2 separate regions of the Homo sapiens genome follow, and region 2 is linked to region 1. A link is a loop called in an ENCODE intact Hi-C map of the cell type or tissue named here. Cell type or tissue: PC-9. All regions are shown on one strand. Links, peaks and the distances in the headings refer to the core of each region. The heading gives the core; the rest is flanking DNA.

Region 1 (2,909 bases), core at 239-2,738:
AGGGGAACTTGTCTGAAAAATCAGAAGGGTAGTGGGATGGACTATTAGTGTCCCCCTAAAACTCATAAGTTAAAATCGAATTTGCAATGTGATGGTATTTGGAGGTGGGTCCTTTGGAAGGTAATTAGGTCATAAGGGTGGAACCCTCATGAATGGGATGAGTGACCTTGTAAAGGGAACCCCAGAGAACTTTCTTGCCCTCCCTCTTTCTGCCATGTGGAGATACAAGGAGAAGTGGACACTCTGCAACCAGGAAGAAGACCCTCACTAGAACTGACCATACTGGAGCCCAGAGCTTGGACTTGCAGCCTCTGGAACCACAAGAAATAAATTTTTGTTGTTTATAAACCACCCAGTTTACAGCTGATATAGTTTGCATGTTTGTCCCTTCCAAATCTCATGCTGAAATGTGACCTCCAATGTGGAAGGTGGGTCCAGTGGGAGGTATTTGAGTCATGGGCGTGGATCCCTCATGAATATCTTGATGCCCTCCCCACAATAATAAGTTCACATGCGATCTTTCTGGTTGTTTAAAAAAAAAAAAAAAACAAGAGAGAGATGGGGACCTCCTCTCTCTCTCTCGCCATGTGATACGCCTGCTCCCCCTTTGCCTTTCATCATGATTGTAAGCTTTCTGAGGCCTTACCAGGAGCCAAGCAGATGTGGGTGCCATGCTTGTATAGCCTGCAGAATCGTGAGCCAAATAAGCCTCTTTCCTTTATAAATTACCCAGTCTCAGGTATTCCTCTATAGGAATGCAAAATGGACTAACACAATGGCACTTTGTTATAGCAGCCTGAATCAAGACAGGTAGTTGCTTTTCCAGCTGTAAAGAGACTGGGCCTATCTTGGATTCTCAGGTTTCCAGCCTTCTCCATAACATCCCCTATGACCCCAAAGGAGTTGTGAATGTAAGTAGGCATATAATTAAAAATTCATGCATCTTGAAAACTTTCAATGTGTTGGCACTGTTCTAAAGAGCTTTGCATATATTAACTCGTTTAAGCCTCACAACTACCCCGTGAGATACTATGATTGTCCCTGCTTTACAAATGAAGAAACTGAGGCACTGAGGAGAAGTAACTTGCCAAAGCAAGCTTTTAATATTGGAGAAAAGACCCTAACAAAAAAGAAGGCTTACTATGTGACAATCATTTTAACAAACACTTTCATAGCATTTTTCTTAATCCACAACACAAACCTGCAAGAAATAGGTCAAAGGCCTATTTTAACGATAAAAAATGAGGCCCTTGAAGGGTAAGTGACTTGCCCATTGTCATACGGGACGTGGCAGGTGTGGGTTCAAAGTCTAGGTCTGTTGCTTTCAAAGCCTTCTTTCCTCAACACCCAGCTGCCTCCCTGCTCCCCTACCCTCTCTCTGCTCTCAGCTTCAGATGTGTGCTTGGCAGATCCAGAAAAATCCCTCGGGTGCTGGCCAGCTGCCTAAATGAGGAATGAGGTGACAGCCCTGAATTTACACATGCCCAGGCACCTCCAGGCAGCTGTTACCTGCACCCAAGTCTATGCTGATGTGCTTTACCACAAGCCTTGGGTCAGAGATGAGTGAGAAAAGTGGGCAGAAAAGGAGCAGGATAAATGGGCTGCAGTAAGCCCAGCTGTTTTGGCTTCAAGGCAAGAGTTCAGTAAATCCAGAAACACCTGTGCCTGTGACATTCCTGCGGTCGAAGCTGCCTCAGGGCTTGGCTCTGCTTCCCGGGATGAGGCAAGAGTTCAGAGGAGATGGACAGAAAAAACTCTCCTGACTGTCAGGAGAAGGGAAGAGCCCCATCTATGAAGTCAGACGGGCTAGCCTAGGAGAAATTCATACTGTGTATCCATCCACATACCTGTGTTATCTGTGAGTAGAAAACCTGCTTCCCTGCACATAACACGCACTCACTTGTCCATGTTAACTCCCTCGCCTCTCCACTCTCCTGTCCTCATCTCCAGAGTTTGAGGTACCCCTTGACTTAACATGGAAGTCAGCAGGCCATCCTCATGAGCTAGAAATTGTTAGCTCTCCTTGCATTTCTCTAAGGCAATGGTCTGAGACCTCTTTTGGGTACTTGGGATGATTGCATTTTGCTGTAATACAGGGGAAAGAAGAGAGCTGTGGGAGTCAAATTTTGGGGGCTTAAAGATCACCTGGAGTGTGTGTTAGAAACACAGACTCCAGTTTCATTCCAGTAATTCTTATTCATTGGGTGCCCCTATGAATGGGCTTTTTTTTTTTTTTTTTTTTTTTTTGACAGAGTCTTGCTCTGTCACCCAGGCTGGAGTGCAGTGGCACAATCTCAGCTCACTGCAAGCTCTGCCTCCCAGGTTGACGCTGTTCTCCTGCCTCAGCCTCCCGAGTAGCTGGGACTACAGGTGCCCACCACCACGCCCAGTTAATTTTTTCTTGTATTTTTAGTAGAGACGGGGTTTCACCGTGTTAGCCAGGATGGTCTCGATCTGACCTCATGATCTGCTCGCCTCGGACTCCCAAAGTTCTGGGATTACAGGCGTGAACCACCATGCCTCGCTGAATGGGTATTTCCAAGCCACCATCTGGCCACACTTAGAGAAGCTCTGGATTAAGAAGAGTTTCAGGCATTCAAGAAAAGCATCCCATATTCATCCTCTTTGACAAATTATTAGATCCTGGTTACCTTTAACCAGTTTAACGTAAAATTTCAGATTATGTCTTCATAAGAATTTATAACAAATTTTTAAATTTCAGATTCCATTGAAAAGCTGATGAACATCTAAAAAGAGAGAAGGTAGGGCTTATCTCCAAAATCAAAATGGTAGTTGCTTTTTTATCCTTGGGAGACTAGACTTGTCTTTAGGGTTCTTCAGTCCCTTCCAGAAGCCAGTTTTGTTTTTCCGTGTTTGTGTCTGTGGTAGACAGAATTTTGGCCCCCATT
Region 2 (2,909 bases), core at 292-2,791, 140 kb after region 1:
CTAGGGTCCCCCTCAAGCCCTTGCCTGGAGATGGTGAATTGGTTTCATGTTCTTCTCAGGGTTGTTGGTGGCTTTCTGGAGTCCGGTCTTGAGAGGGAGTCTCATATTGATTCTTGGCTCGGTGGAACAGAGCATCATGATTAATTAGGGATGGCTGACTTTGCACTACAATAGGAGAAATTGCAGCAGAATAGGAGAAATAGTAGCATAATACCTTTGCATTTCCTAACAATCAGAGCTGCATGATTTTTGAATTCCATGTTGTTCCATGCTCTGGGCTACGTCTTCCTGCACAGAGTCTTTGCTGACACTGTTCTCTAGACCTGAAGGGTGCTTACTTTTTATCTCTGTGTGTCTATCAACATCCACTGTAGATGCTACCCTCTTTCTCGGAATCTTTTTTGATTTATTTGAATTTTGACTTTATCTTAAGGACACCAGGGAGCCATTCAATGACCTTTTAAAGTTAAGAAATGATTCATTTGGTGTTTAGACAGATCCTTCTGGCCACAGAGGGGAGAGTGGGTTGGAGAGGGGCAAGCTGGCAGGCAGGGAGGCCAAGTTGGGAAGTTGTGCTGTGCAGCAATCCCTGTAAGAAAGGGTGGCTGCTTTGGCTGGAGTCGCAACTGTGGCAATGGAGAGTCGGGGACTGGCCACATATAGGGGTTGATAGATTGAGGAGGGGACAAGGGAGATTTCTAGGATTCTGATGTGGGCAGTTGGGCAGGGTAGAGCCCCTCATTGTAGTTTCTCTCCTGGAGTTCTCCAGTGAGCGATGAAAGCTCATTTTCAGTAATGAAACGTGCATGTGCGTTATTAATTCTGTATAATGCAGCAGATGGTCTACAAGGGAAATTCCATGCAACAAGGCCGGTGGGGTGTTGCTTGCCTGTGACGGTGTCCATTGCAATTGGTTGTTGCCCGCTTGTTCTAGTTATAAAATATTTTTAGTATCACCCCAGTGGTACTATCACCAGACTACAGAATTAGTGCTCATCTGTGTTTGGAAAAGCCAGGGGACACGTCAGAGGAAAGGCGACATATTTGTTTGCTGAAGGGTGTGTATGGATTTACTGGGAGACCCAGCAGGCCGAAGGGCATCCCTGGTAAAAAGAACAGCACGCATAAAGGATAGTGGCCTGTAGGAGGATATGATGTTAGGGATCTGGAAATCTAGAGATGCTTCTCTTTGGCAAGGTTTATGAAAGAGAATCAGGGACCTTCTCTTCTGCTACCCCGAGGCGGGTCTAGACATCCCTGTTCTTATTTTGCTGTGTGTGCCTTTCCAGCCTAAAGGTATAATAAGCCCTAGCCTTTATCTCTGCATCTTTAGAACATAGCACAAGTATCTGGTCATAAATGTCCAGTAAATGCTTATGGAATGACTCAGGAGGGAGCTCTGGAGTTGTGGTGTGCTGAAGGACTGGTCTTTTTTTTTTTTTTTCCTGCTTTTCCCCAAAACTCTTTTACTCACATGGCTCCTTATCTCTCAGCCATTGATCACAATGGATCAGACTGGTCAGATCGATCAGATCCTGGCTCCCTTGAAAATCTCCCCCCAGGGTCTACTGGTAGATGAACTCAGCACCCTGCCCACCTCCACCGCCACAGCACTGGTGTTCTCTCTTTGCTTTCTAGCCTGAGGGTTGGCTGTTCGGGTTGGGGGCTTTGGCACTTTATGACCATGTTCAGTGGAGTTGAATCTGAACTTGCAGCTTGGTTCTCAGCTTCCAGTAACTCTTGAAAGGCAATTCCATGACCTTGGGACCCTGCTGGAGGTTACAAATCCCAAGTTCAAGATTCAATGTGGCCTTTTCTACCTGTGCCACCTCAGGCAGGTTGGTTTTATAGGTCTGGGCTCCTGTTTCCTAGAGTGAAATGATCTCCCGGTATTCCTTCCAACTTGGCCCAACTTCAAGGATTCTGTGATTGTAAGGGCTACAGAGTGTGAGGCCTGGAAAGATCTTGCAGTTCCTAATGTTGGAGACATTGGGAGTCCAGTGCTCACTCCTGTCTAGAATTTTAATTTTTAACCACTGCTGATGGCCAGAAAAGAACATTTGGATTTTACAACCAGTCTTTGATGGAGAAAGAAAAAAAGTCAGTGAACACCCATTTTGTGCCTGACATTCAAGTATGTTTGTTCCCTGTATTTCTCCATTTAGTCCTCTCAGAATCTCTGGAGGTGGACTGGGGCAGATTATTAGTCCATTTCACAGATGAGGAAACTGAAGGTCAGAGAGGTTGAGTCATCTACCAGAAGTCTCACCTATACCAAACCACACACCTTTCAGTTGAGGGGCGCTGAGGTCCCTGCTGTTGCTGTGCCGTCTGACCTGTCCCCTCTCTCTGACAGAGAGCCAGCTGCTCCCCGGGAACAACTTCACCAATGAGTGCAACATACCAGGCAACTTCATGTGCAGCAATGGACGGTGCATCCCGGGCGCCTGGCAGTGTGACGGGCTGCCTGACTGCTTCGACAAGAGTGATGAGAAGGAGTGCCGTGAGTGGCCTGGCCCTTTGCTGGGGTGGGGTGGCAGCCATCCTGGGGCAGAGGGGAGCAGGTCCTGAGCAGGCTTAGACCCTGCACACTCTGCTTGCTGCAAGCTGGTGGTTTTGTGCCTCTTGCCAGCAGTCCTGCTTCTTTGCTGTATCTCCATCTCAGAGTCACATGCTCTGTGTAGACACAGGGATCTTGGTGGTGGTGGAGCCAACGCTTTGAGAGAGCAGAAGGTTTTACCATCAGGCTCTACTAATCCCTACCCTGGAGTCCCATCCTTGCCTTCGCTTTATGTACGAGCCAACTGAGCATCCCAGAGGTTATGTGGCTGCAGCATCTTAAAACCAGCAAGTGGCACATTGGACTTGGGAACCCAGGGCTGCCTGACACCAGAGTCCATGCTGGTGAC

What was found. Hi-C counts contacts between places; a loop is a spot of excess contacts. Peaks named below come from ENCODE experiments on the same cell type or tissue, not always from the same donor. Only the 100,000 strongest peaks of a DNase experiment are listed, where the experiment ranks them.
Region 2: a loop joins it to region 1, with 7 times the contacts of the local background. A loop is called at or near these places in 2 of 110 quality-filtered maps.

The regions. Positions count from the first base shown.
Region 1 is chr11:35,892,616-35,895,524 of GRCh38, forward strand. It overlaps LOC124902661 (a long non-coding RNA gene), which reads left to right. Exons shown (of 2, transcript XR_007062655.1): 2 at 1-351. Among named protein-coding and RNA genes, the nearest start is that of LDLRAD3, 50 kb to the right of the region's middle. In PC-9, for the core only: no CTCF peak of the experiment used is centred there; a DNase peak (open chromatin) is centred at 1,696.
Region 2 is chr11:36,033,747-36,036,655 of GRCh38, forward strand. LDLRAD3 (low density lipoprotein receptor class A domain containing 3) reads left to right here. Exons shown (of 6, transcript NM_174902.4): 2 at 2,357-2,503. Among named protein-coding and RNA genes, the nearest start is that of MIR3973, 25 kb to the left of the region's middle. In PC-9, for the core only: no CTCF peak of the experiment used is centred there; a DNase peak (open chromatin) is centred at 1,355; H3K4me3 peaks cover 493 bases; H3K27ac peaks cover 1,679 bases.